Linked DNA regions of Homo sapiens: region 1 is linked to region 2. Evidence: chromatin loops called from intact Hi-C (ENCODE). Cell type or tissue: mammary epithelial cell. All regions are shown on one strand. Each heading gives the region's core, and the rest is flanking DNA. Links, peaks and the distances in the headings are about the cores only.

Region 1 (15,809 bases), core at 68-8,067, 230 kb after region 2:
CATAAAGACATATGGAAATCATCCAAACTGTACAACTTCAAAGACCATCCCTGTAATATTTACTAGTCAGTGATTGAACAGTGAGGGCTACTGAAATCAATTTGCAAGAAAATGTTCACTTGTGAAGTGCTGTTTCACTGTCTTCCAAATACGTTTATTTCAGTTTTACTTTTCCATAGAGACAACTCACATTTGAGGACTATAACAAGGGCTTATCAGTTGAGGGAATATAACAGAGTGACATTCAAGTCTTAAAGAGCAAGAAGAGCAGGAGATATGGTCTCTATGCTTTAAGGGGTTTTAGGACACCCCATGACCAAGCCGGTTTATGATCTGGAGAAGGGGTAGGCAGGACTGGTACTTTACATGCACAGCACAAGGAGGCTGCAGCTTGCAGCTTCGTGGAAAAAGTGTTGCTTGTTCTCAGGCATTTCTCAGCTCGGAAAGTGAGTGTATACCAATTCCATATATAAGTGCAGAGCAAGGAAAGGTTACCTTCTATTGAGACCACCCTGCATTCAGGCCTCCTCTATTTCCAAAGGTCATCCAGATGTGATATAAGCACCAGGGAGAAAGGAAGAGCGAAGAGAGGAAGCACACACATGTGTGCCCACATGTACAAGGGCTCACACAGGCCCTTACTAGTCACACTGTGTAACAACAATGTCCCATCTCCAGGATATTTGTAAGGACCGTAGCATCTTCTATAGGTCTGCAGAAAAACATTTAGCTGAGCTGATAAGCCTGATCAGACAGAGACAGGGAACCACGGTGAAAAGCCACCATCTGGAATGGACTTCAAATTAGAGGAACATAGGCAAGAAATAAACCTGTACCAAACACAGTTCTAAAAGGAAAGGGAAACAGTGTGTACAATTTACAGGAGAATCCCACATAGAATGAATGAGGGCTTCATGGAGCTCCCCATCTTCTAAAGAAATTTCATGACTGTTGGCATACATACATTCCTGCCTTTTTAAAGAATTTATTTTGAAGGTTAAAATTATGAAAAGGGTTTTAGAAATTATTTTTTTTTAATCCATCAGTCCTCGGCAAAACTGAAAATCTCCTTTACTGGAAGAAGGAGGAAATTCTAAGCCCCCAATTCCATTGCCCATTTGTGAGTTAAGATACTAGTCCTTGATAGGTACTATTCTCCCAGTTATCTGTGATTCTGGGGGACTTGAATAACATAGATAAATGAACTCCTCAAACAATTCCAGAAGCTAACCTTTCTCACCTTCAACACACAAACCTTTTATTTCTAAGCAATGCAAAAGAACTAGAAAAACAGATTTAGATTTCACCTTTGCAGTCTTAGTTTCACTTCAATTGCAAATCAGTTCTAAGCAAAAGAAGTGAGCACAAGTGGAAAGAAGAAAAGAATAAAGGGTGTGACTAATTCTTAAAACGAGAAAAATAGTCTTTTAATCATTTAATGCTAAAAATGCTTGGCAACGTAGCCAAAAAACCTTCAGATTCTTTGGTAACTATATGACGAACCAAATATTCACTTCACGGCTTGTTATTTTCTACCTGTGATGAATCCAGAGCCCCACTGGGACACATTTAACCCTCCAAAATAGATAGGAACTATGAATATGGACTGGATGAAACTGTAAGCACAAATCTGCATAACTCATATCTATCTTGTACCTTGAAGGACAAACCACATTTTTGTCTGTGATCAATACCGATTTTACAGCTTCGTTTCTTACTCTGTGCCTGCCTTCTAAAACAGTAGAGAATTCTCAGTAACTCCATGAGAAGAGCCCACATTTACCTGGAATATGCAGACGATATAGAAAAACACGGTGTGCTAGGGAGGAGGGAGTGGAAGGGTGGGTGGCACTGTTTTGGTAATTGTCTCTTTTCTGCATTTCACTCTCCACATCGGAAATACACTCCCCATATACCATGAACAACCAAAAGGGAAATTCTGAAACCTGTTCACATGTTAATGGGTACATCTTTGTTTGGCCTTTCTGAGAACAACAATGTTCAACATAGATCACAAGTCTGTACGTACATTAACACAGAGATCAGCTTCATAAATAATCCTTAAAACGCTCTTTACATCTTTAAAAAATGTTATTGATTTTGGCCCTGCTGGTTCCAAAGCCTGGCATCAGATATGCCTCTCTGAGCAGTATTTATACGAAGATTTCCCCTCTCCTTCTTCTTTCTACAAACCATGATAATCTTTTTCCCTTTTATTTGAGGCGGTGATAGGACCCTGATGCAAATTAAAATATAAAGTCATCGACTATGACAAAAGACCCCAGCAACACCTACTTGTCAATAATAAGAAATTAAAGCATTACTCTACTGAGCACAAGGCTGACCTAATTTCCTACCATACAATTTAAATTTTCTCTCACCTGCTTTAGTTTCAAGTAGTGTGCAAGGTTATTATAACTGCCTCAGAGCTGTTCCTGCTGTCAGTGCTGGAATAATCAGACTTATTGGAATTGCTTTTTTAGTTTCTTAAAAACAAACATTAAACACTTATAAAAAGTAACAAATATCTACTGCTGTGGCTGGGAAAATGGCAGTTGCCTAATTAAAATAAGATTTCTTCTGCCACCATTGTTATTTGGTACTGAAAATATTCCAAACAGTTGCCTTTTTAAAAAACTATCTGTCCACTACTTCCCAGGGAGAAAACTAATCGCTATGCAGCAATATAAAAAGGGAGCGTTCTCTTGCGATTTGCAGAGGATTAGAGTTTGGTTTCATATATAATCTGGAGCCCATTGATCCACACACACAAATGATTTCCCTTTAATCTGAGGATCAGACTCTTTTTCTAGAGGAACCTTGGCATTTGCGTGCTGAATTGTTGAACTTGGCTTGCATTGCTGGAATACTGGCAGGGTGTGGATGGTAAAATATATTTTAAAGTTTCTGCTACCGTGGGGCAGGGGTTTGGAGGGGTGGGCATCAATATAAGCATCAGAAATCCATTCTAGTTCCCCATTTCTTGTTCCCTGGGATATTTACCATTTTATTCTGTCTGGCTAAAGCCAGGGCAAAGATGATTGCCTCGGTGGCTGTTCCAGCTGTTAGTTGTCCTCCGTTTTATTTGCTTTTCAAGGTTTAACTCCTACCCACCCTCAACTTTGGTCAAAGCAATTTCTTTTCAGGGTCGTGTCCAATCGGAGATCAAACAATGATGACTGAAACCAATTCCACGGTGTTCAAGGGTCAGAGACCTTTCATATAACCGTGTTGCTTCATTTGCTCCACTCGCTTCTCCAACAGCAAATGTATCCTCCAAAGAGGGGCTTGAGTAAAAGGCAATAAAAAAGCTAGGCAAAAAAAGAAAGGTTGATTGGGGGTGTGGGGGGGGGGGGGGTGGGTGACAAGGAGAGATGACAGGGATAAAGCAGAAGACCAAGAAGAGTTTATTGCCCAAGGAAAAATGTAGATTTCACTTAAAGACGCCACTTAAAAGTTCACCACTTAAATCGGATGGATTTTTTTCATGATGTAAAAACAGTTTATAATTAATATTATGCCTCCCTCGAGCAACTAAACCCCTTCAATTTAAAGCTTCAAACTTAACTTCAAATTTGACTAATATAAGCAAAGTGTTCTGCCCTTTTTATTGCCGTGCTGGGATTGGGAGTGACAAACTTTGCTTGAAGATGAGCACAGACACCTGGAGAAATGCGAGAGAACACCCTAGAAATGACTCCACACCCAATCCCGAAGGGCAAAAAAAAAAAAAAAAAAAAAAAAGCCCAAACAAACAAAAATCCCCACCCCCTGAAATCTTTGACTTCTGGGCTTTAGTTGTTTGTTCTTTCTTTCCTGATTTCTGCAGGTCTTGGGGCATGGAATGAGCACGGTAGAAAATGCAGCGAGGGAAATGTCAGTTGGAATCCTCGGAAGAAATCAGGCAGAAAGTTGACCTTTTGGCACTTGCAGTGCAATGGAAGGTAGCGCCGCGTGCGCCCCTTCCTTCTACGAGTAAGAGCGACGATTTAGGAACAGCCAGCCTTGCTCACGTCCACACTGGCAGCCTGGAAAGGAGTGAAAAGCTCCCCCGGCCCCAATCCCCGCGTGAGGAACGCGTTATCCCCTCTGGGGACGGGGAGAAATCAGCTTTTTCTCTCCGAGCCCGTCCCAAAGCCGAGGGAAGAGGTTCCCCCACTAGCCCGGCGCCTGGGGAGAAACCCCGGGGGCGCACCTGCAGCCGCGCCGCGGGAACCCGCGGGAGAGGTTCCTAGACGCCCAGCCGCCCGGCGCCCCGGGTCCAGCCGCCGCGCCTGTCCAAGTTTTGACCGCCTCAGCTTGCCCCCTGCTCGCGCCACAAGTGCACGGATTGCGGCCATCAGACGGGGCCGGGGCCGCGATCCACTTACCCTTTGAGCTGTTCCCTCATGGCTGCAAGGGCTCCGCGGTCGAGTGTGGGTACGAGTGGAGGAGTGAGCTTCCCAGAGCCGCCGGGCTCCCCGAAAGTGGAGCGCCGCCGCCGCCGCCGCCCAAGCTCACAGCTGAAAGCACTGCGGAGGAGCCGGCGCGGGCGGGCCGGGGAGGGGGCGCTGCGGGCAGACGGGGCGGGGCCGTGTCGGGCTCCGCCCCCACCTAGGGACCTGGGAACCCGGACACCCAGAGACTGGGCAGTTGGGGCTTTCAAAACGGAAAGGAAAAAGAAAAGAGAAAGAAAGAAAGAAAGAAAGAAAGAAAGAGGATGGGGATTTAAGGTAGACCCAGGAACCTGGAAGCCACACACCGCTCTGCTAACACCTCCTTAAAGCCTCTAGCAAGACTACTTGTTGTCTAAATAAATGACCCAGGTGCAAATGACCTCATCCCAGATAATTAAGAGTGTGGGCTTGGAGTTTTCTTTTTAAAAAATAAAAGAAAAAAATTATATACATAATTCTCACTCTCCCTTCCTCCTCAGTTGAAGATTAAAGTGGCCGGCGATAAGGACGTGAAATTGCCGTTAGGCTCATCCTGGGCTAAAAGGGATTGTTAAAAAGACTTTGGATTTGGATTTGTGACATAGCAGCGGATCTCAAAATGTAGACCCTGGGAACAGCAGTTATCAGTATCACCTGCGAACTTCTTAGAAATGAAAATTCCCTGGGCCCGGCCCAGACCTATTGAACCAGAAACTCTGAGCATACTAATGTTTGAGAATCACTGGTATGGACTCTCTAAATTAAGACAATACCACCAGTGCTGTTGCACGGTTTGGTCCTTTAGTATTCTTTTAGGAAGATCTAGAAGGAACTTGTTTCTAATAGAATATTTTATTGGAAAAGTTACAGGGCCTGAACAGTTCAAATAATTCTAATTTTAGAGTTTGCAGTATGATGATAGAAGTTAACTACACACAATTATTTCAAGCTTGGAAATACTCAAAAGAAGAAGAAAGCCTTCATTAGCACAAGAATTTTCTGCAAACTTCACATAACACCTTAGATTAGCATCCAAAGAGCATCTTACGATAAACTGTTAGTGATATTTTCACTGCCCTTCTTTGTCCATTTATTTTGTTGGCTTGCTTTTCTTTTTATTTTCTTTCAAACATTTGCTTTCCACTCTCCTTTCCGATTGATTCATTCCACTTCGGTCTACAGTTTAAATGTGGTCCCCTTTTTAAAATTTATTTCTTAAGGGATGGGGGTCTCACTGTGTTGCCCAGGCTGGTCTCCCAACTCCTGGGCTCAAGCAATCCTCCCACTTCAGCCTCCAAGTGCCTGCGATGACAGGTGCATGCCACCATATCCGGCTTCTTTTGAAATAATCCTTTTCTGCTCAACATTTTTCCCCCTAGAATGTTTTAGGTGGAAGCACACCCGTTTTGCTTTATCTAATGCTATAGCATGGCAAAAGAGGCAAAAATAAAGTATCTGGACAAAAGCAAAAGGGAATGCCAGGATTCTTTATTACCTTTAACAAACCAAATATAAAGGTAAATGTTATCACTAAAGATATGTGCATGTAAGTATGATCGGTATTGCTATTTTTAAGCAAATATGGCACTTCTTCTGGCATTCTGGCTCATACACTGAGATTACTTAGTGTTGCCCTTTAGCAATTTTAAGCTAGTGAGTTGTGGAGGCAGCTGCTATTACGGTCTGAGGGGGGCACACTAAGATTTGCTTTGGCTGAAGTTGTCCCTTGGTCTAATAGTATATTCTAGGTCTGCTCCGATCCTTGGGGAAGAGGGATTAGTGTCCTGTAATGAGGAAGTAGTGCCCTTTGCAGTAAATCAGAGACACCAATCTCTGTGTCAGTGTGGCAAATCACTTAACTACTGTTTATGTTTATTTCAACGAAAAGACAGAAGCCTCAGAGCATGGACATTTGTAAATATTACAAATCGATAAACTAAGGATTTGTAACACCTGGATAGTAAGACATTTGTCACTCTCTTCCTTTCCTGTTTTTTGTTTGTTTGTTTTACACTTTTAAATTACCTGCTCAAAATTCAGGAGTTCTGACACGCTTCTCTATAAATGCTTAAGTCTCTTTTCTCAGTGTCCAATTAGAAAACTACTAAGAATAATCTGTTGACAAGAAAAAAGAATGGAATAAGAAATCACTATTCAGACTTTTTAAAAAAATTGACAGATGGCAATCCTCAAAAATACATCTTTAAGTTCTTTTTTAGACTGGAGTTATAGGCACTTGAAGACTTGTTCCCAAATCTTGACGTCATATTATAATTAAATACTGAAAGTATTAAGAAATGACGCGGGCATCACAGAGACTGTTTTGTTGTTCAATTGCAGTCAGATTATGAATTTTGCTTATTAGAGGAAAGCATTTGGAAAAGAACATAATTGATATACCTTCGTGTCATATGTAAATTATGTAGTGATGCCATGTATGATAATATATTGTTTGTTTATAGTAGATGTTTCTTCTTCTCCTCCTTCTGATTATATTATTATTATTATTATTACTGTTTTGATATGAACCACGGACATGAAAAGAGCCTGAAGCTCTGCTACCAGAACAAACTTCAGCTAAAATTTTGACTTCAGAATCAGCCATGACCTACTTGTTCCCAGTACCACTGTCTAGAATGGTGCAAGGATTGGAATTGGGGAATCCAGCTCGAAGACTCATGCGCTTAGCTATTCTGCTATGCTGCCATGAAGAGACATGGCTTCTTTTCCTGTGAGAAAGGTCTGTGTTTTTTCTAGTATACTCATAGACAATCTCACTGATGGCTCAGAGCAGAGAAGAGTAAATTTGCTAGAAATAGAGATAAAGAAGAAATGAAATGGGATGAGGTCAAAGAAGGCGACCCAGTACATTTTCCCGTAGCCAAAACTCTGGTCTTTGAACCACTTAAACTTTGAGGGTATCTTTAGAGAATAAGGGCATCTCTGACCTAAGGGACTGTGCAGGATGCTTCCCCATTCTCCCATCCATCTCTATTCTTTGTCCTTCTCCATTCTGCTCTGTGGCCCAGGAGGTTGGACCTCTGTGGGGACATCAATCAGGCTTTCCTGCCGTTTGGCTTCCTTTTGCTTTCAGCCAATTGGGAGGCAGTGATGAAAGGCCTACAGAAGGAGAGGAAAGGACAGGAGGAAGGTGATGTTTGGGTATTTATTCTTCAGGTTCCCTCCTACTGATCTCTGGCCTGGCAGCTGCTGAGTTCCTTGACCTGCAGCCACAAGTCTTGTTGGCCAGTCCTTTCCTACAGCAATAGCATTCCACCAGTTACGCAAACCATTCCTCCCTTTATCCCTTTGGGCAAAAGTTTACCATTCCTTGTTTTTTTTTTTTTCTCCTAGCCTGCCTAGAGCCTTGTAAATAGCCTTTTCATTATACTCTCTTCAAGTGTTCCGTTTGAATGTACCATCTGTTTCTCCCAGGACCCTGACCAAACTGAGACCCATCCAGCCAAAGCCACCCTCTGGGGCAATAGACTTGATGCTGAGTGGGGACTACTGATAGAGGAGAAAGTCAGATCCCCCCACTCTGGGGCTAAAAAGCAGATGAGACTCAGTCATTGGATAAATATTCAGAGAAGCCTCCTCTGTAGGCCCACAAAGAGCTTCTGGCCTTTTGAGGGTAAAGGCATATCAACAATTATGATGGTGACAACAGCAGATGTGAGGGTAAAAAGGATGCAACCAGCTTGTTCTTTACAAGAGCTTCAACGGTCTGCTTGATCTTTTGGAGAGAATGTCAAGATAAGGGTTAGAGAAATGGGCAAACTGGAAAGGGCTTAGTGTGACAATCTGGAGTTTGACTTGTATCCTGAAAGGTATGAGGGAGCTTTTTAAGGAAGAAAGAATTAAAGCATGAGTGTGGCTCTGTCCGGTTTGTCTTTTAGAAAAATCACTCAGGCAATGGTATGGGGGCTTGATCAGAAGACAAGAGTCTGAAATTCAGACATCAGGTACAAGGAGATTGCAGTATGAGGAGGATCTGAATTACAGCAGTGGCAGAGGAGGTGGAGAAATGATACAATAAGGTTCCAACTACAGGAGTCTTGACTGACTGGATGTATGAATGGAAGAGAGGGAAGAAGTAAAGCAATAGTCCTCAAGCTTGGCCGCCCTTTGGAATCACTCAGGGATTGTTAATAAATTTAGATGTTTGGGTCTCACCACCCTGAGATTCTAATTTAATTGGTCTTGGACATTAGGATTTCTAAGACTCTCCAAGTGATTCTAATATGCAGTGAAGGTTAAGGACCATTGTCCTTGAGTGACAACAAAGATTGGATGAGTAGCATTCTCCGAGCTAGGAATTTCAGGAGGAGGGGGCAGAAGAGGGTTAGGAAAGAGATGATGAATCCAGTCTTGAACATAATGAATTGGAGGTGGTGATGTAAAAGTGCAGGTATCCAAGAGACAGTTGGACATCTGAGTCTTGAGCTCAGAGGGAAGATGTCTGAATTGGAGCTATGGATTTGCAGTGTACTGTTGGAAGGGTCTTGGGTTCGAATGAGCCCATCTAGTGGAGGCTGTGAAGGGCCAACAGCTGAAACTAGGCTGTTCCTACCTTCCACAAACACATCTTTTTCCTTTCTGGGTTGCATGTGGTTTCAATGTTGGCCTGATGCTAGCTGTGTAAAAATGCAGAGTGGCATAGGAAAGGACAAAGACAAGGAATGGTTTGAACTGGGTACTTGCCTGGAGGGATGGTCCCGAGAGACTTCACCAACTCCTAGGGTTCAGCTTCTCTCTATCTATAGTGCGCCCTAAGTTTTAGTATAACCTGCATCACTTTATAAAAATTCATTTAGAGTATAGGTATCACTTCAATTAACTCGAATACATATTCTATAGTAAAATGTCAGCATTTGGGTATACAATAAAGACATAAGAATTCCATATTCCTCTTTGCATAGTACAAGTACTAACCATGAACAGTGACTCAGACATCTAACAAATGGGTTGGTGTATGGTGAATCATTGCTGGTTAGGGCAAATATTATAGCATACTAATTGAAATATATATATAACAATCCCCCTAGATCAATCTGAAACCAACATCTTCTGGATGTAAGAATATCCAGCCAGGTCACATTAACCAGCAAATGAAGAGGCCTCTAAGTTCAGACACAGAGCACTTCACACCCACACAAAAGCCTATTTTTCCAGGCCCTGTCTCTTTAGGGAGGCAGAGTAAGCCAGACTCAGGAAAGTTCTCTGTGAGCCAGCTGCCATCTAAACCAGAGATTTCACCAGACAGGTTCCAGATAAAGTCGAGCTCTGCTTCACTCTCACACAGTTTTCTTTTAATAAGATTTCTCAAAGCTTCACAGAGCCACCTATATCAAGCCGAACATCTAAAAAGATGTGAATTTTAGCATCTTCACTAAAATAAAGCCATACTTCATTAACCTCACAGGCCGACGGTTGCTTCATGGGAAAGAATTTGGAGTACCTATTAGCCTGCCAGCTATAGCGATAACCCATGTATATGACCCACACCACCTCCTGCTAAAAATGGATCACTGGTTAATGTGGTTCAAGTATATCTGACTACAGCATTCCTGGTCTACCTTAACAGCTCAAACTTGTAACTATTTGTCTGCCTTTCCCCACCGATTGTGCCAAATAAGCGGAATTTCAAAACTGGGCAGAAATTCTTACACTCTGCATAATCTCTCTTCCTCTTCAGCTACAAATAAGGCTTTGTATTCGATTAGACTCACAGCAGGTGAAAACCCCAATTAGTGAATTCATTCTGAGGCCTCTACCTTCCTCCCACACAACACATTTTTGTAAAAAAATCAGGGAAGTCTGCGTCTCTTCTCAAATCAGAAGTAAATTAACCCTTTGATCTACCCAAGCAAACTATTTACTGCATGAAGACTTTTCACTGCAAAATGGGAGGATGTTGAAAGATTCCTCCTTCTTGACTCCATAAGGGAGGTTACAGAAAATTCTATTTTATCAGACTTTATTGTTTTCTTCAAATCCATAAATACTCACATTTTCTGATCAATCTAGAAATTACAGTTTTTCTTTCTACCTGACACTCACAATGCTAATATTATCTAACAAAAGATTAATGGACAGTCTACTACAAGAGAGAATTAATTTTTAGTTATGTTCTTATTTTGGTGTATTTGAGGTGAGAAAAAAAATTAAATTTTAGTTTAAACAGTATGCTTTGGCCTTAGGAAAGGCACAGAGTCTATATTTCATACTTTGTAAATATTTATTTGTCAAAGAAAATTCATCATTGGACAAGGATAGATGTTTGGTTGAACATTAAAAAAAATCAACGCAGCTTTAGTTCTTAGAGTGATTTACTCATACTTTGTCAATTGCTTCTCTGGAAACAATTCACAACCTAGTTTTATTTATGAACATATGATTAAAAAACAGCAGCTTTGTCTTTTTTAATTGTTTTAGTCCTGTCACTTTTCTTGAAACAAGTCGTAGGACTTACCCACAAGAAAATACTGAGCATATATCAAGTAGTAATGCAGCTTTTAGAAGTAGTCATCTGTTACTGTCAGAGGTTCATTTCATTTTGAGTCTTTTTAATTAAAATGCAAAGTTCTACATACATGCCTGCCTAAATTACCCCTTTCTGAAATACTCAAATTTCAAAAAAAAATTTTAAATGCTAATGTAACCATTGTTAATACTCTAGACTTGCTTCTTGAGATTTGGAAAAAAGTAAACAAAGGAATTACCAGTCAATTAAGCGAACAAGGAAGTCATCCTAAGTTGAAACAGATAAGGAAAATGTAATAATCAAATGCTACAGATGAAGACACCAGCGTTTTTCTTTTTTTTTTTCCTGAGATGAATATCTACAAGAATCACGCTTTATCAAAAGCAGCTTCCTTAATCTTCAGCAAGCGTAGCTGTGTATTATAGCAAAGGCATGAAGATAGAGGGGCAGAGTGTCCAGACCAATTCTACCCCTTAGAGGTGGGTCACTTAACCCTTTACAGGCAAGTCACTTAACCACTTGGAAGCTTTTGTTAACTCATCTATAGAATGTGGATAATACTGCCATATTGTGGGTCAAAATGACACAACGGCTCTGACAGCAATTTGAAGGCTGGGGAATGCTGTGTTCATGCAAAGCAGCCTGTCAGGCAGGTATGATTTCTTAAAAGAGAACTCAGTATGTTCAGGAATAGTTAGGTATACAGAACCAAATAAATTCACTTTAACATTCTGTTTTAGATTGTCGTGTGAGGGAAAATGAGAGGTCTGAGTTTAGTAAACTGCTCTTCTGTAAACTGCTCTTTAGCAGTTTACAAAAGGCACCTTTCCTCTTTTTGCTTTTTACACTTAAGAAGGAAGCAAGTAGGAAAAGTAAGATTTTTTTTGTGTGTGTGCAAGATAAGGCACTAGCTGTAGCCTGAGATAGGCATAAAATTCACAGCGTTTGCTATCATTCAGTGGGGCCGAGATTAAAATATGAATAGTATTCACGCATGTTAAAAGGTATATCCATGTTCATATTCTCAGACAGCAGAAACCTGGAGTAGTCAGAGAGCAAGTGAATATTGATTTGGTGGGGGACAGTGAGGGAGAAATATCCCCTAGCTTGATGGAGAAAGTCTCCTGGTGGCAAGCCTTGAACAGCCAGCAAGTGGCAGGAATTCCACACAAAGACAGGGATCCATAAAAGGGGAAATAAGATAAAATCCAGTTTAACCAATTAATGATCTACCAATGTCTGAATCTTGTACTCCAGCTCTGGCTTACTTTTGTCAAGGCATGTTTTCAAGATGAAAGGAAAATACAGATGCAAGGAACTTTTATTTATCCACAAATTTCCAAGAATGTTTTTTATGTGCTCTATCTAGACTAAGTTTCTCTATTAAATATTATCCTATATTAAGTTCTTTAAATAACTTCAAACATAGTGTATTTATGGAACACTTACATATGTATTTGCTTATCATTTAAACTCTTCTCATTTTTTCTTTATGGTTGGTAAAAACTGGGGAGTGTTTGGAGAATGACATGGAAATATATAAAAATTTCAACATTGTAATCCAGTTTTTTTTTAAGTGGGATCCCAAGGAAATATGGCCTTTTCCTTAAGGAGCTTATGATCTAATGAGAGAAGATAGACCCATATATAGCTAAACACAGTATCAGACAGATTATAATAATTACAGAAATAGAGAGAAAAAAAGCAGCAAAAAGGGAAAGGTGATTAGTTTGGCCTCTTGGGATTAGAGAATATGCACTTCAATTAAAAACTAAGTAGGCTTTAATCACCTAGTTAGTTCTTAAATCAGGTTTTGTGTGTGTGTGTGTGTGTGTGTGTGTGTGTGTGTGTGTGTGTTCTTTTTGCTAGAATATGAAGAGTTGAAACAAGTTTCTTACATTGACTCTGTGAGCTAATCGCTCATATTAATAATTTACTAAGGTACAGAGTTTTTATGTTAATATACAGCTGTGTTACGACATCAGTTTAGGCTTTTTAGGAATTCAAAAATGTATTTGGCCAATATTGGATTTGATATCTTGGGAAGGCTAACTGGCAGAAAATACTACTTTCCCCATTAGGACATCAAAGCACATTATTGAGTTAATATGAACAAGACCTTCACGTGGGAATTGAAGTCCTCACAGCTTGACCTACTCTCATCCCTTAGAAACAGGTCGACAAAGAATTGGAAGCCTCTTTGCATATGATGGATAGAGAAGAAAAAATTGGCACCACCTGTACTTTTGAATATCTTTCTTTTTAAAATAGAATTAAATTTGAGGTGGGAAGAAACAAGGGTGGAAAAGAGGGTAGGGATCAGAATGGAAATGTATGCCAAGTAGATGATGACAACAGCCCAGTTAAGAGTGGATGAAAGTCTGAACTAAGAAAGGAGCACTGGGAATTTGTGGAGAGGCTGAATTCATGACAGGTTATAGAATAAAATCAATGCTACTTTTGAGCCAATTGAATGTGAGGGCTAGAGGAAAAGGAAAAGTGTAGGATTTTTGATAATGGCCCTATTAGCTGTGCATTCATGGATTCATATTTGTGTATATACTATGTACATATTTATACTGTGCATTGTTCTGTAAAGGCTTTAGGGCAACTTATAACAATGTATAACTCTTAAAAATTAATAAAACCCAGCACTAAGGAAATATAAATAGCATAAAACTTTAAGAAGCGAGGAAAATTTAGAACACAGATTTGTTTTTTGTTTTTTGTTTTGAGACGGAGTCTCACTCTGTCACCCAGGTCGGAGAGCAGTGGCACGATCTCGGCTCACTGCAAACTCTGCCTCCCAGCTTCAAGCAATTCTCGTGCCTCAGCCTCCCAAGTAGCTGGGATTACAGGTGCCTGCCACCACGCCCGGCTAATTTTTTTGTATTTTTGGTAGAGACGGGGTTTCACCATGTTGGCCGGGCTGGTGTCGAACTCCTGACCTCTAGTGATCAGCCCACCTTGGCCTCCCAAAGTGTAGGGATTACAGGTGTGAGCCACCATGCCCAGCCAGAACACAGCTTTGAAGATCACAGTGCATGATGTGGTTATGAAAATTTTGCTATGCATACCCACCAGAATGAGCAAGACAAACAACACAGGGTTAGAAAGGATGTGGAGCAACTACAACTCTCATGCTCTGTTAGTAGGAGTGCAAACTGGTACAACCACATTGGAAAACTGTTTGGAAGAATGTACAGAAGCTGAACACACACAGACCCTATAACCCAGAAATTCTACCCCTTGATATAGTCCTCAAAGGAATGCATACATATATTCATCAAATGGCATGTCTTAGAATGTTTATAACATCATTTTTTTCTACCAAATGCCCATCCACAGTAGAGTATATAATATACTGCAGGATATTGACACAATGGGATATTACATAGCAATTAGAATGAACAATCCACCACTTCATACAACAGCATGGATGAATCCAGGTTTAAAGAAGTCAGACACAAAAGAGTACATGCTGTGCAATTTCATTTATATAAAGGACAAGAACAGGCCAGAATATTTAATGGTGTTCAAAATCAAGATTGTGGTTACCCTTGGAGGACAGGTAACTATCAGAAGGGCACACAAAGGGCCTTCTAAAGGTTGGTAATGTTCTGTTTCTTTATTTGGATGCTGGTTAAATGAGTGTGTTCAGATTGTGAAAATTCACTGAACTGTATAAGTTTAAGCCATTTTTTCTTTTTTTTTAATTGACAAATAAAAATTGTATATCTTTATCATGTATAACATGTTTTGAAATATGTATACACTGTGGAATGGCTAAACCAAGCTAAGTAACATATGCATTACCTCATATACTTATCATTTCTTATGGTGATAATACTTAAATCTACTCTCTTAGCAATTTTCAAGACTATACTAGATTTTCATTACCTATAGTCACCATGGTGTACAATAGAGCTCTTGAACTTATTCCTCCTAACCGAAGTTTCATATCCTTTAACCAGCATCTCCCTTATTTTCTACATGCCTAATATATTTCAGTAAAAAAGTGTTTTAAAAGGTGGGTATAATTTGGTTGTGGCCTTTGTAGATGTCAAAGCAAAAGAAAAAATATAAAAGGAAATATGATCGATTTTATTATTTGGATTATTGATAAGGAGGAAAGAGTGTAAGTGAAACAAAGGAAAATCCAAGTCTGGAATGACTTAGATTGAATAAACAGATCTGCATGGGATCTAAGGTGGGAGACACTGCATGGTGTCGACTTTCAGAAAAATCCCTTCAGCAGTTTTCAGTGCCCCTCGACATAAGCCAGGAACATGATGCCGAGGTACACCTGAGTTGAGGCAATCTTATGGGGGCCAAGGCAAAGTGGTCTAAGAATGCAGCTTTCTGATGACCTGGCCTGAGGTGGAGATAAAACTAACTACAGTGTTTTTCAAACTGCAGGTCATGAACCCTTAGTACGTCATGAAATCTATATAGTGGATCATTACCAGTATTGTTCTTAATGAAACAGAAAAGAATAGAAAATATGACAGTGTAGAGGTTGGAGTGGGGAAAATGGGTTATAAAACTACCTATTGGGTACTATGCTCACAATCTGGGTAACAGGTCATGAGCCCCACACCTTAGCATCATGCAATGTTCCCATGTAACAAACCTGTACATGTACCTCCTGTATCTAAAATAGAAGTTGAAATTAAAAAAAAAAAAAAAATATGAAAGTGTACTATTTGGTATGGGTAAGTAATGTTTTGTGAAACTTTTCTTTCAATCATACAAGCATGAATAGACAGAAAAAGATTTACAGATATAGATGCGTGTGTGCGTGTGTGTGTGTACCAGGATGACATATAAAATTAATTTTTATAGTGGATTGGCAAAAAAGATGAAAGCTACAGGCTTTACTACATAAAGAAATGGACAAACTATAC
Region 2 (15,809 bases), core at 4,474-12,473:
ATGAGGGTTGGTTCAGTGGGATACAGCATAACTTTAGTTCAACATAAAAATCATGTACATCAGTCTATTTTTTAAAAAAGTAGTCTTTGTCATCCATATTAAAGGTTTTTGATCACTTGCTTCTCAAGTTCAAGATGACTAATAAGAATTTCACTGAATGGCCGTGACACACAATATCACTATCAAGAACATAAGCATCAACTTGCATTTATAGACTTTCCTAGTTTTGAAACTGCCTAAATATCTCTATTCTTCTTATCTAATCTTCTCAACAACTGTTTGAAAATATTATCAATAACCCCAATTTACAGATAAAATCATAAGCTTGGAGCCAAAAGAAGAAACGTGACTAAGATTTCTAGACACAGTGTAGGTTCTCAGTAAATATTTGCTAAATAAATAAAAAAGACACAAGTCATACATGATTAAAATAGGCCTCAGATCTATAACGTTATCTTCATTTCCAATGGTTCCCTTTTATACACTTTTTAAAACTTGAAATCCTTCCATAGAGAAGCATCTTGCAAAGTCCACTTTTTTTCTTTTTCCTTGTTACCCTAATATCCGTTTTTATTGAGCTCTTGTCACATGCTAGGCGTATCACAGATGCTATCTTATTTATTCTTTCAATTAAGATTAGGATTTAATCTTATTTAATCCTATGAGGTGAATGTTATTATTCCCATTCTAAAAATAAGAAAGGGACATTCTATAAAATAATTGGCATGTTCTCAATGTCACAAAGACCAAAAAAAAAAAAAAAAGCAGAGACTAAAGACAGATGAAAACCAAATGCAGTATGTGATCTTGGACTAGATCCTAGAATGAAAGTTTTCTTGTTCTTCCTCCTCTCCTCCTCCTCCTCCTCCTCTTCCTCCTCCTCCTCCTCCTCCTTCTTCTCTACGAAATGCATTATTGGAACAATTCATTTATTTGAAATATGGATTGTTGATTAAATAAAAATATTGCATCAATGTTAAGTTTCCTAAATTTGATTACTATCTTGTAGTCATATAAGAGAATATCCATTTTCTTAGGATATACACACTGGATGCTATAGTTTGAATGTGTCCCCGAAGTTCATGTGTTGGAAACTTAATCCCCAATACAACAGTTTTAAGAGGTGATTATGCCATGAGGGCTTTGCCTTCACGCATGGATTAATGCCATTATCACAGGAGTGGGTTTCTGATAAAAGGAGGAGTTTATCCCCCTCTCTCTTGCCCTTTTGTGCCCTTCTGCCTTCCACCATGGGATGACACAGCAAAAAGGCCCTCTCCACATGCCAGCCCTTGATCTTGGACTTCACATCTCTTAAATTATGGCAGTAGCAGTGACGATGGAGAGAAGGAGAAGTGGAGATTGGAAGAAGAGTTGGCAGAGCTTAGTAATGGGTTGGATATAAAGAGTGAAAGCAAAAAAGAATCAACAATAATTCATAGAGTTTTGACTTGAGTGGCTCTTTGGAAGGTAATGCCGTTTACTGAGTTGGGGAAGGTGGGCACGGCATTACTGTTTACTGAGTTGGGGAAGGTAGGCAGGGATAGGGAAGCAGACTGAGAGGCAGAGAATCAAGAGCAATGCTTTGGTCACGTCAAATGTGAGATGTCTGTCAGATAGCCATGTGGCTATCTAGTCAAGTAGACCATAGGCAATATGAGTGTGGCGTTCTAGAGGGAGGTCAGGGCTGGATATTTAGAGCTGGAAGTCATGAGTATGTGGAGAACCTCAGCATATGCTTGGAACTGAAATAGGTGACCTATGCTTGCTGCCTGGATTTAGAGTCTGGGCACAGGAGTAAGAGACAGCAACAGAGATCTAGAGAAGTAAGAGAACCAGAAGCCAAGTGAAGAAGCTCTTTTATTAAGGAGGTGCACTCCACTCCACTTTGTCTATGGGAAGAGGAACACGCACATTGTCTTATATTTACATTAACACATACTAATCCTTTAAATTTAAGTAGCGCTTGGTTGATCAAAGGTTTTTGCACAAGTTTTCTCATTTCACCTGTACAACAATCCCATGAGATGTGTATGATTGTCCTCATTTTGCATGGGAGGGAACTGCTGACATATTAAGTGAGTGTCCAGGGTCACAGTGCTTCAGGCTCCCCTAGAAGCAGAGCCTGAAGTGGAGATCCTTAAGTGGCTTATTCAGCAAGTGCCCTCAGGAGAAGGGGAAGGAGGAAAGCAGGATAGGACCAGGGAAGAGAGTTAAGCAAGGATGTGGTCTAGGTTTGAGGCTGACTTTAAGTTGATGGAGGGTGGGGCCAAGGCGGCATGGAGCATAAATAGGAGCACAGAATGAGCCCCTCCTTGAGATGGTTGGCCTTTTGTACCCCTATGTCAATCAGTCATTGGCCAGTGGCTGCCCCTGGGAGGCTAGGGGGGTTTAATCTCTTTGAAGAATTGGCTTTTGTCTGAGGGCAATTTCCTGGAAAAGGGGTCAGCTGCGAGTGAGTGGTTAGCTGCCTACACCTACAGTAGCTAGGAGATGAGTTCACCCTCCAGGGAAAGGGTGTTTGGGCAGGGCACCAACAGTATCTTCTACATAGTACTAATGGGCATTGGGATTTGAACCTAAGTCTTCTGGTGCAATATTCCATGGAGTTTCCCCATCTTCACACTGTGCTTTCCATTGCCCTGAGATCAATATAGAGTCCTTAATGCAGTGCATATTGTTACCATGGCTGGTGGAGGGATCAGACCTGAAGGGGAGGAAGGGAGGAGAGTAGTAACTGAGAGGTTCTAGTGAAGTGGGGGGAAGGAAAGACACTGGAAATAGAAGAGAAATATGATCTATCTATTACCATTACTTATATTGGTTAAAATGAAAAGGTCCTATATTCCAAATCTGCAAGTAGATATTTTCATCCTTATATTAAGCTCTATTACCCATGTCTTCCAGATTAGAAATTTCATTTGCAAAACTGGTAACATGAAAAAATAATTGTTCAAATTTGGGACAATCATCTTACTGGAAGTGAGAGACAGCATTGGTTGGTAAGATTGTTCCTGTAAATATTTAAAACATCTTCCTTTCTCTGTATAAAACGCCTAACTTGATTTCAAATGTTTTCATTGTCTTCCTTTCACGAGCCACTTTTGAGAAAATGCTGAAATTAGTTATACTTTGCTATAAAACTCCCGACAACTTTTCATGTCCATTTTTCCCTTCTTTTGTGACCTCAGGATAATTAAGTGTCTTTTTCTCCTGAGAAGAAATGTGAAGCATGTGGTGAGCCTGCTGGCCTATTTGCTGATTTATGGGTCAAGTCTCCAGTTATTACAGACAAAATTTGAAAGTCTCTGATTAAGAAGCCCTGCTGATTTAAGGATCTCACTAGAAATATGTGCATAATGAATTATCTACAGATAATAATTCAAATTGTCCCTGGGTGATTCATATCACCCGCTTTTATTAAATTATCCATTTTCTAGGGGATATTCAGGTCCGCACAAACTAAGATGTAGGGATGGACGTAATATTGTTAAGAAGTTTAACAGAAAACAGTTTTACTTTGGAAAGCATTTACTCCAAATTTGAAGCTAATTTTCACAAGGCAGTGAGTAGAGATGTGTGACTTAGATTTTTTTTTAAACCTGCTGTCTTGTATATGCTTGAACACTTGGCTTATTTAAACATTGTTTTTGCGAGAAGACAACCATTTTCTTGTGAGTGGTGATAGAGAGAAGCAGGATAAAAATAATCAAATTATTTCTTAGAAAAAAATGGAAACAGCAGCCATCAAGGTCCATTTTTAGCAAGGCACATGGGCATGACAAGGCATTAGTTAAGAGAATGTGTCACCCTTAAATATGTAGGTTTATTTAACAATGGAACAAGTAGATATATAAAGAACAGAGCTCCAGGACTGGGAATTCAGAAAGGCCTATTTTTTTTTCTTTCTTTTTTTTTTTTCCAGGAATGAAGATTATTTTTTAAAAATCTCTCTCTCTCTCTTTCTCTCTTTCTCTCTAGAACAAAAGGAGAGAGAGAAAACCTGCACAAAACAGATGCATCAGTATTCCAGAAGGCAGGTGCCAGATTCAGGGAAGAGGAAGAGGTTTCTCCCAGAGTCTGTGCTCTCTTCTGATGAACCCAGGGGCAGGCATGGACTAGGGGTGGCAGTTTTAACCAGGGGCCAGATCTATTTTCATCTGAAAACCTGACTGAGGTTTACCCTTAAGAAACCTGGCTGGAAAAGTTGAGGGGGAGGAATTTAAGGCAAGCACACAAACCTTCTGGAAGCTAGTCAATGCCTCCTGCTTCTCTTCCACGTTTTGATTTTTCAGGTTATTTTAAGGTTTTCATACCTCAGGCAAGGTGATTTATTATTATTGGGACTTTATATAACTCTTTATTTTTGCAAAGTTCTTCACAGTTATTTTTCTCTCCTCATTGTGTACCATGCCTTTCCTCTCCTGCCACTGAAATTGGTTTTGGGGGAGGCGGCACTTCCTTTCCTAGGGAAAAGATGTTGTTTCTGATATGAGGTACTTTCTGAGCTTTTACCTTTGTTTCTTCTTTGCTTTCCTTCTTTTGATCTCATTCCCTGTGGCCTCCTGTCACCTTCTGTTTCTTTCCTCCTATTCAGACCCGCAGTCTTTTTTTTTTTTTTTTTTTTAACCTCTGTCCTCAAATCCCACATTCCCAGCTGCATTATTCTCTTACCTCTGGGCTCCAGTCATCAAGGAACAGTTTGATATCCATCCCTGGGAAGCAGGCATCTCCTCTCATGCACTCCTGCTGCTAACCACCCTGGATACCAGAACATACGACGTTGGAGATGAGTGCTCCCTGCTTTGGTAACTTAAGAGACCAGAGTTACTGCCTCCACTGTTAGCTCCATATAGCAAAGTCTTAAATTAGCAGAAAGCAGCAGCCCATCAATCCCAGACCACTGATAAAAAATAAACATTCTCTTTAGTATGCAGATACTCTTAGGTTGAACCATATAACACTGTAATTTTTGTCAGTCAAAAATAGTAAACAGTAGTATTTCATGTGCTTCAAACAAAATGCTATTCACAAATGTATTAGTCTGTTTTCACGCTGCTGATAAAGACATACACAAGATTGGGTAATTTATAAAGAAAAGGGGGTTTAATGGACTCACAGTTCCACGTGGCTGGGGAGGCCTCACAATAATGGCAGAAGGTGAAAGGCACATCTTACATGGCAGCAGACAAGAGAGAATGAGAATGAAGTGAAAGGGATTTCCCCTTATAAAACCATCAGATCTACTGAGACTTATTCAATACCAGGAGAACAGTACGGGGGGAACTGCCTCCATGTTTCAATTATCTCCCACCGGGTCCCTCCCACCACACGTGGGAATTATGGGAGCTACAATTCAAGATGAGATTTGGGTGGGGACACACCCAAACCATATCAACAAGTAAACTTAAAGCTTACCTGCAGGGTACCTAGACACCTGAAGAGCCAGCCCTAACACTTCTCTCCAGCTACCAGAAGAAAGATGGAGTAAGTTATGTTGAAAACTTTTTAGCCAGCCAAACCATCCATGCCACACATCACAGTTTTCTTTGGTCCTGATTTGCTGTGATCTGTGAATCCTTCCAGGTATTTTTCCACTCCTCTCCACTCACACTGTACCACTTTTACCAGACCATTTGCAACTCCTCTCCCACAGTAAAGCTTCCTACATCCGTGCTCACTCTCCTCCCAGACCTAGCTATAACCCCGTTGCTGTGGTCTCTCAAGTGGAGGTGTTCCGTCTCCCACTAGCAGGGTGTGAGGTTGGGAGGTGAGGCATGCAGGCCCTCACCTGCCTCTTCATTCTTCTTCCAGACTGTCCCCCACCCTCTGGGTTTTTGAGACTCCCACAGTGCAACTATGCCACTCTCTGCATCTCCTCATCTTTGTCATCTTCCAGCTTCCTTGCCACTTCCTCTCAGTCAGTGATGACCCGTTGTTTTCTGTCCACCCCAATCCTGCCATCATCCCATGAAGGTTGCCCCCCATGTAGAGAACAAACCACCCTTATCATTTCAAGCTGTGGATCTTCTCTTCTTCCATGACCTGTGCCTACACTCCCCTTCAGTCATTCACCCCATGGCCCTGTTCTGGATCTCGTCACTCTTAGAACTGTATCACCTCTGGCATCTTATGTTTACATAGCCCATTCTGACAACAATCTCAGTGTCTCCCCTCCCCCAGTTACTCCCACCACACCTGTTGGTTAACTTCAAGTGACCTCTCCTCACTTGACCTACTAATTTCCCCTATATAATATCAGCTCCCTCCTATCTTCCCTTCTCCATCTAGCTTAAATTCTGTGGTCCATCAATGTAACCTCTCTTTCACCAGGATTCTGAACAACGTTGTTCCATTGCCTGTCTAACAAATCAGTGTTTCTCTCTTGGATGAATTCTACTCTTGGATAAATCCACCTTCCTGCTTTTTGCTTATATGTAGACAGCTGAGCACTGCTGGAGAAAATCACACCACTGGTGTCGCCATAAATCCATGACATCTAACTTCACCTGAGGCCACCTTCCATGCATCCAGGAATCCCTTCATGTTTCCTAGTCAACTAGCTCCTTCTTAGTCTCCACTTTTTCTACCCTCATCATACCTCTGGTCTCGCTTCTCCCCCTTAATCTCTGCAGAAGTATCTTGGTTCCTACTTCACTGAGAAAAAAGTCATCAGGTGGGAGTGCACAAAATTTTTGGCTGCCAGACGTATAAATATCTCTGCAACTATACCCTTCTCTCTTTTTCCCTCCTGTAAGGATGGAAGAGGTGTCCCTCCTCCTATCTGAGAGTAATTCTACCTCTGTGTTCTGGCCCCTCTTCTACCATCTCCAGATTATCATCCATTTTCTCTTCTGTCTCTATCTCGAACACCTGTCTCCAGCCTCTCTGACTACTGGTGCCTTCCTGTCAACATTTAGAAACACTTAAGCCTTTCCCACTCTTAGCATGGCTTCCCAATCCTATGTTCTCTTCTTGTTACTTCTTCCGTTTCTTCCATTTTCTCCCACATGTTTTATGGCTAAACTTCTTAAAACAATTGTCTACTCTTGCTTTCTTCATTTTCTACCTACTATGGACTCCTCGACCCACTACAGTCTCATCTCTGAGCTTACCATACCACAAAAACAGCTCTGGTCAAAGTCACTAATAATTTTTCTTGTTAAATTCAATAGACTTCCTTCCTCTAATTCCTTACTTGCTCTCTTGGCATCTTCTTTGTGTTGAAACATTCTCTGCCTTTGGTTTGGTGATACAGGGCACCCAGGTTTTCCTCCTACCTATCTGGCCACTTGTCTCTCATACTGAGTATATTCCTCCTATACTTTTAGTAGAGATGCTCCTTGGAGTGCTGTCCTTAGCAATATTCTATTGTCACTCTATAAATGTTCGGGGGAGAGCTCACCATGCTCATGGCTTCAAATATCATCTGCTTGCCTCTCTCTCCTCTGGTTGTGCCCACATGATGGTTTTCTCTATTTCTTCATTCTCTACTGGTTATTCATTTCCTTCTGGTGGGGATTCATTATTTGTTGCCTGGACCACTTCCAACCACAGGACTGTATCCAGCACCTAAATATTTCTACCACAACTTCAGTTGGTTTTTATTATCTACTTTTCAAATAAAAGCTTATTGTTAACTAACCATGGTTCAGTGGCAGTTGATCTGATATGAGCAAATTTTCAGTAAGATCCTGGTTCTAGAACTCACATTAATTGACTTAATGGTGATTTTTTATTTAGACTAATTTTGATTTTTTTTGAATGAAGCTTAAAATTCCAAATTATATCCAGAAAATCTGTTAGGCTTTCAAAAGGGCATTTGAGATTCTACAGTGTAAGTGAACATATTCAATCCTGTGCATAATAAGCAGAAGGAGCCTGAGACTTATTTTGGATTACCCAGTGGCATTCTAAGATATCAACCTGATTCAACACAGCTTACAGATAGATTTAAGAAAATGGGTTATGTGGTTATTCTCAAACAACAATAGCCACCAAACCATCTAATAAAGTGTGTGGGGTGCAGAATGAGTATGTGATTGGAATATGGTGCATCAGCCTTGCAAATAGCCACTTACTTCCAGAGTGGGTTGCAATTTGCTCTACGTCAAATGAATGGTGAAACGGCTGTATTGATTCATTGCACGATTTCTAAATCTATTGAGAGAATGAAAGAAAGGTTTAAAAATTCTTGATTTTATGCTTACTTTTCAGGTTGTAGAAAATGGATTTGACAGAAAACACTTGCACCTTGTTTCACTGAATGAGATCCCTCAGATACTGTTTCCAGATGATGGTGTTCTCTCGCCAAACATACTTAGCAAGAGGAACAACACACTTTGAAAATGCCTATCAAAGGCATTTAATCATAGTATAAAGACTCCCGGGGCGAACGGCGTAGGACAATCCTGCCCTGTTCACCATTACAGGTTTATTTAATGTATTCTGCACAGTGATGCTTCACATGGCAGTGAGGATGTTTGATATAGGCATCAGGATGTTTCTGATCCCCTAGGAAGCTTTTCTGCCTCAACAGGTTGCAAGGCTCCATGGCTGCCTTTGATGAAGCCATTTATCTTGGTGCCAGCAGGAGGGTGTTGAAAGTGTGTGCACGGGAAGGTATGCAGCAGATTATGCATGCTTTTGTGGAGTTAGATTATTATTGACAGTCAGCTTGGAGAAAAGTTAGGTTATTTGTCCTTCTGTATAAGGCTGCTGAACTTCTTTTATGAAAACAATGAGTTAGGATAATAGGGAGAGGTTCTTTCATTCCACCTCCCTGCTACTTATAGGATGCTTCGCTCAGGAGATATTGTAAAACAATTTCCGGTAGGCGTTGTGCCCATAGAATGAAATAACTTGACTGAAAATTTGTGCATTCATGTCTGCTCATCTGTAGTCTGCACTTCTGGGCAATGTCTGTGAAAACCGCAGAACCCATGCTCAAAATACTAGATAACTTAAATAGTAGCATGTGCCTGAACCTACGTCTGTTAGCTTTTGCTGTGTAACGAGCTTTCCCAAAACATGGTGGCTTTAAGCAACAATCATTTAGCTCATAATTTGGCAGGCTTCCTGGGAAGTTCTTCTGGTCTAGTCTGGCTCTACTGATTTCTGCTGGTTTCCTTCATCAGTCTGCAGTTAGCTGGAAGTTCCAGCAGGTGGCCAGATGAGCCAGAATAGCCTCACTTAATGTGTCCGGCAGTTGGCTGGATATTGGCTGTTAGCTGGCTGACTGTGGTTCTTTTTGAAGTGGCCTTTTATCCTCCAGAAAGCTAACTGAGACTCAGTCACATGATGGCCTCAGGATCTCAAGCACAGGAAGAGGGCAAACCCCAAAATGCAAGAGTCTTCAAGCCTCTGCTTGAGTCATGTTGCTTGGCTGTTGTTCCACTGGTCAAAGCAAATCACTTAGTCCAGATTCAGAAAATAGAGGCAAGTGCCCCGCGTCTTGATGGGAAGAGCTGTGACATCAATCTTGCAAGGGTATGGATGTAGGGGGCAGGAGAATTTTTTATCATATTTTACAATTTACCACAGAGCTATTTAGAATTTATAGTGTTTTCACATGCATTAAACCTCACTATAGCTATGTGAGACAAAAGCTATGATTCCCTTTCCACAGATGAGTAAACTGGCTCAGAGAATCTGAGTAGTTTAACCAGGTAACAAGCAATAATGTTTGTGCCCCATGGCACAGCAGCCTGAACTGTAAAAATAGAGAAAGCCTCTGCCATGCCATTAATTCTAAAACCACATCTTTGGTATCCCAGCATGGATTTTCTGTTTGTTCATTTATCTCATATCAGATGGTTCCCAAATCTAATGAGAATCTCTGACACTTGTTTAATGTGTCATCTCCTGGCACTTGTTAAAATGCAGATTCCAGGGCTCCACCAGAGATTCAGATTCAGCCAGTTTGCTGAGGATTAGGGGTCTGCATTTTTGACAAGGAACTCCGGGAATCCTGATGCACATGGCCTGAGCTCTACAAGTTGAGAAATACTGGCTTCTATTATGATACTGAGTGTTCCCAGCATGGCGTATTTTCATGCTAGAAAGTCCACACATGATATTTCCTTTGGTCAGCTTTCCAGATCTATGAGTTAATAGCATTTGGGCAATTCTTTAATTTCTCTGAGGCTTTGTCTTGACAGCTTCAAAATAAGGACAATTGGAAAGACTCCCATAAGACTGGTGTGAAGATTAAATGACTAGCCTATGAAGCACTGAGCCCGGTGCCTAGTAGATCCTAAGTGTTCCTTTTTCTGCTTTCTTTATCCTGAGAAGCTACAAGACCAATTGATAAGGCAAGTCTATGAGATGTGAAAAAAGTTGTTTGTAGAATACACTGCAGACTTGCACTGTCAATGCCTGTAAGTGAGAAGTGATGGTCAAATATTCATCAGCATGTCAAAAAGCACATAGCTCTGTTTGAGAAAAAAAAGTATCAGATTCTTTAGACGCCTAAGAATCATGATTGGAAAGAGTGACGGGCTTGGTAGGCAACAGCTGTTGTCATTAGAGACCCAACTATATGCACAAGAGGCACAGAAGGGCTGGTCATGCCTCAACCCCTCCAGTCTTTTCCAAATTGCTGCGAACTTTCAGTGTCAGCACTATTGTCTGTACATCCCCAGACAATGACAAAATGTATAATGATTCTATATTAAGACTTGGCCTTACTCAAGTGAATCGTGTCAATGTGGATAGAATCCCTACAAAATATTTTCTTATAATAATATAAATGAAGCATCTACAACATGGCACGTGGCATATTATTTCCAGATCCTGTGGGGGTTTTTAAAAAAGCTTCTGTGTTAAAGTGATGAGCAAATAGCTTGTTTCCTGCAGTTTTGCTATTTCAGCACTTTCTTGCCTATTTTTTATGCTTCTTCTCCCACTGTATCTCTGTCCAGTCTGTTTCCCCTTTTCCTTCATAGCTTCTGTCTTTGTAAATGTCATGATTTTAATTCTTTGTTTCTTCTTTCTTGTGTGTGTGTGTGTGTGTGTGTGTGTGTGTGTTTTAAAGAAAAGGTGCCCTTTTTATCTAAACAATCAGAATCCAGTTTAAAATGAGTGTCTTTATTCTGTTTTATGGTATTTGCCTCTCTGCCTGTGGTCATCGTCTCTACCAGCAGATGGAGCACATCTCCTATGTTAAACACCACCGTAGGTTGTAGGGTGGGGTGTTTTTCCCTCATCTGTCATTTTTGCTGCAGTGAAATAGTAGTTGGAAGCTGGTGTAATACAAAGCAAACCCCCTAATCTCGGCTAGACTACAGCATATACTTTTCTGACTCATGTCAGCAATGCAGGGCTTAACAGCAGCTGATCTAGATAGGCGGTAGCTGAAAAATAATGAGGGTTTTGTGCATGTGTGCATGCTTTTGTGGTCTACCCTTTTTTTCCAAGAGTTGGCAGCTTTGCGTCAAAGGTACCCTTTCTTCTCCTCTCTCCTTTCCTCTTCTTCCTTTTGAATATCTTGACTTTACCTCTCTGCTCTTTCTCCTTAGTGTCAAGGCTCCCGGTTCACAGTGATATGCACTTGTCTTTAAACCTCAAAGTAAAATTATAGGTTGTTAGAGCGTGAAGGAAACTTAAACATCATCTAATATTGAAAGCAATAGGGCCCAGGTTAACAAAAGATTCATAATGAGATTTGGCACAGCCCATGTCATTGGATCAGACTGTTATTATGGTCATCATTATCATTGTTATTGAGCTGTCATTCCTTAATGTTGGAATGATGGCATACAGAATTTTCTTTTTCTTTTCCTTTCTTTTTTTTTTTTTTTGAGACAGGGTTTCACTTCTGTCACCCAGGCTGGAGTGCAGTGGTGCAATCTCGGCTCACTGCAACCTCCGCCTCCAAGCAATTCTTGTGCCTCAGCCTCCCAAATACCTGGGACTACAGGCATGCGCCACCATGCCCGGCTAATTTTTGTATTTTTTGTAGAGACAGGATTTTACTATTTTGCCCAGGGCTGGTCTCGAACTCCTGGCCTCACGCGATCCATCCACCTCGGCCTCCCAAAGTGCTCATATTACAGGCATGAGCCACTGCGCCCGGCCATATAGAGAATTTTCTGACTTGCCTGTTTTAACTAAAGTTACCGAACAATACTGTCAAAAGCTGATTTGATCATTTTAATCAAATCAACCAGCTGTTTTAACTTTGCTGTATGTTGGGGAAGACACAAGCCTGAGCTTTCGAATCAGTTTGTTCCATATGTTGCTGCTGCAGTATCATGTGCATTTGGAAACTTAGATACTTAGAATTTCTCAAAGGTCTGTCAGAATCAACTGGGATACTTGGAAAAACACAAATTCCTGGGCCCCATTCCTGTTCTGCAGCACTAGAATCTTTAAGCTAAGAGCTTGGGAATTTGCATTTTTAACCATTTCCCACAAGTGAGTCTCATAGACCTGAAGTTTGAGAACCTAAAACTTAAGATATGATGATCACTGATTCTTGCTGCATCTCATCTGTTTTGGCTGGGCCTCCCTCACTAACCACTTCCATTTTTGGGAAAGCAAAGCAAAGGGGCAGAACTTAGGATTGGGAATCTTTTTTCCTAATTCATCATTGGATACAGCGTACTTTGGAGTTAGATATACCTGAGTTTGAAACCAGACTTGACTAAATGCTTACTATGTGAGCTTCAGCAAGTGACTGACCTTGCTAAGATTCAGCCACCACATTTGTAAAAATGCGGGTCATCATGTGGACTTCATAGAGCTGAGGTAAAGATGAAATTAGATGATGCTTATAAAGGGCTTAGCACAATTCCCAGATGCTGGTAAGTGTGTAATACATGGAATCTATTATCATTAATGGCAGCATTTCCATCCACTGAAGAAAAATTCAGCCCATATGACACCAAAAGCATGATTCACAAAAGAAAAACTGGACACACTGGACTTCATCAAATTAAAAACTTTCGCTTAGAAAAAGACCCTGTTAAAAGGATAAAAGACAAGTCACCAACTGGGAGAAAATATTTGCAAATCACATGTCCAACAAAGACTCCTATCCAGAATATACAAAGAACTCTCTAAATTTAACAGTAAGAAAATAAACAGTCCAATTAAAAAGTGGACAAAAGACTTGTACAGAAACTTCAGCTAAGAGGATATATCGATGGAAAATAAACACATGAAAAATTTTTCACCATCGCTAACCATTAGGGAAATGTAAATTAAAACCACAATGAGATACCACTGCATTACAATGGCTAAAATAACAACAATTGCTGGCAACACCTGACATTAACATTTGCTGAAGAATGCAGAGATACTGAATCTTTCACACATTGTTGGTAAGAATGTAAAATGGTACAGCCACTTTAGAAAGCAGCATTGCAGTTCCTTAAAAATTAATCATATGCTTACTACATGACTAGCAAGCATTACACATCTGGACATTTATCTTAGAGAAATGAAAACTTATGTTCACACCAAAACCTGTGTGTGAGTAGTTATAGCAGCTTTACAGGTAGTAGTCCAAAACTAGAAATGACACAAACGTCTTTCATCAAGTGAATGGTTGAACAAATTGTGGTACATCCATACCATGGAATACTATTCAGCAATAAAAAGGAATGAACTATTGATACACACAACTAGGATGAATTTTAAGGTCATTATATTGGATGAAAAAACCAATCTGAAAAGTTGACATAGCAAATGATTCCATGTATATAACATTCTTGAAATGACAAAATTATAGAGATGTAGAACAGGTAAGGGGTTGCCAGGGGTTAGGGAAGGGGAGGAAGGGAAGGAAGTATAACTAAAATTAAGGCCGCATGAAGGAGTTCCTTTGTAGTGATGGAACAGTTCTGTGTTTTGATTGTGGTGGTGGTTTCACAAATCCATATATGTGATACAATACTGCAGAATTATATACACATACAAAAAAAATGAGTGCATGCAAAAACTGGTGAAATCAGAGTAAGATCTGCAGTATAGTAAATTGTATAGTATTGTGCCAATTAATTTCTTGGTTTTGATAATGCATGATAGTTATGTAAGAGGTCACCATCGGTGGGAGATGAGTGATGGGTACATTGGCTTGCATTACTTTTATAGCTTCTTGTGAATCTGTAATTATTTTACAATTAAAAGTTTAAAAATTTAACAACCAAATTGCAGCCCCAGTCTCAGAATATCAACAGCTAATTGAATCAGTAAATGAGTGGGAAAAAAAACCCTTGGTAATACTGGTTTTCATATGAATTTGCAGGCCAAAAACTAGATTTCGAAAAGGCATATGATGCAAAAAAGTTTTGAGGAGACCTATGTCAATGAAAAGAGTCAACCTCTAAAATATTTAAGAGATTTATTCTGAGCCAAATATGAGGACCATGATCCATGACACAGCTCCAGGAGATCCTAAAAATATGTGCCCAAGGTGGTCAGGCTACAGCTTGGTTTTATACATTTTAGGGAGACATAAGTCATCAATCAATACATGTAAGATGTATATTGGTTCAATCCAGAAAGGCGAGACAACTTGAAGCAGAGGGGCTTGCAAGTCATAGGTGGATTCAAATACTTTTCTGATTGGCAAATGGTTGAAAGAGTTATTAGCTAAAGACCTGGAATCCATAGAAAGGAACGTTTTGGTTAAAGTAAGGGGTTGGCCAGGCATGGTGGCTCACGCCTGTAATCCCAGCACTTTAGGAGGCCAAGGTGGGCAAATCACGAGGTCAGGAGTTCGAGACCAGCCTGGCCAACATGGTGAAACCCCGTCTCTACTAAAAATACAAAATATTAGGTGGGCGTGGTGGTGGGCGCCTGTAATCCCAGCTGCTTGGGAGGCTGAGGCAGAAGAATCGCTTGAACCCGGGAGATGGAGGTTGCAGCAAGCCAAGATTGCACCACTGCACTCCAGCCTGGGCGACAGTGCAAGACTCTGTCTCAAAAAAGTAAATAATAAATAATAAATAATAAATAAATTATGGGGTTGTGGAGACCAAGGTTTTACCATGCAGATGAAGTCTCCAAGTAGTAGGCTTCAGAGCTCTTATCAGACCTTGAAAGGTGCATGACTCTTAGTTAATTCTCTCCTATATCACGGAAAAGACCTGGAAAGGGAAAGGGACTCTCTACAGAATGTAGATTTTCCCGAGGGACAGCCTTGCAGGGCCATTTCAAAATATGTCAAAGAAATATATTTCAGGGTAAAATACTTTGATTTATTCCAGATCCTGCTATCTGTCATGTGATGTATCTTATTGCTACAAAAAGTCTGTTTGGTCAGTCTTAAGATCTCTGCTTTAATGTTAGTGCTGGTCAGTTGTCCCTGAATTCCAAAGGGAGTAGGGTATAATAGAGCATGTCTGACCCCCTCTTCCCATCGTGTCCTGAACTAGATTTTCAGGTTTACTTTGGAATGCCCTTGACTGTGAGGGGGGCTCATCAGTTGGTTGGGGAGCTTAGAATCTTATTTTTGGTTTACACATATGATTGATACTGAAATTTTCTTAAGACGATTACTAGGCTGTGTTTTTTTCTTTCTTGGGCTGGCTATATGCCACGCTATCACCAGAGCTCTAACATCTTCCAGAATATTGGGAGGGAAAATTTTTTTAAAAATAGGCCAGGCATGGTGGCTCACACCTGTTATCCTAGCACTTTGAAGGCTGGGGCAGGAAGATTGCTTCAGCCCAGGAGTTCAAGACCAGCCTGGGCAACATAGTGAGACCCTGTTTCTATATTATAATTTTTTGAAAAGAAAAAGAAATGTAGTGTTGAAATTATTCTTTGATCGCAATTTACTCTTTTCTCCATTATACAAA

Evidence for each region. Peaks named below come from ENCODE experiments on the same cell type or tissue, not always from the same donor. Only the 100,000 strongest peaks of a DNase experiment are listed, where the experiment ranks them.
Region 1: a loop joins it to region 2, with 6 times the contacts of the local background. A loop is called at or near these places in 6 of 110 quality-filtered maps.

The regions. Positions count from the first base shown.
Region 1 is chrX:31,262,440-31,278,248 of GRCh38, forward strand. All of the region lies in intron 62 of DMD (dystrophin), which reads right to left. Among named protein-coding and RNA genes, the nearest start is that of FTHL17, 200 kb to the left of the region's middle. RefSeq lists silencers at 4,068-4,167, 4,508-4,637 and enhancers at 4,678-4,737, 4,758-4,807. In mammary epithelial cell, for the core only: no CTCF peak of the experiment used is centred there; no DNase peak of the experiment used is centred there; H3K4me3 peaks cover 3,115 bases; H3K27ac peaks cover 3,946 bases.
Region 2 is chrX:31,027,905-31,043,713 of GRCh38, forward strand. No RefSeq gene overlaps it. Among named protein-coding and RNA genes, the nearest start is that of FTHL17, 36 kb to the right of the region's middle. In mammary epithelial cell, for the core only: CTCF peaks have their summits at 9,162 and 11,143 (motif pointing right); a DNase peak (open chromatin) is centred at 9,217.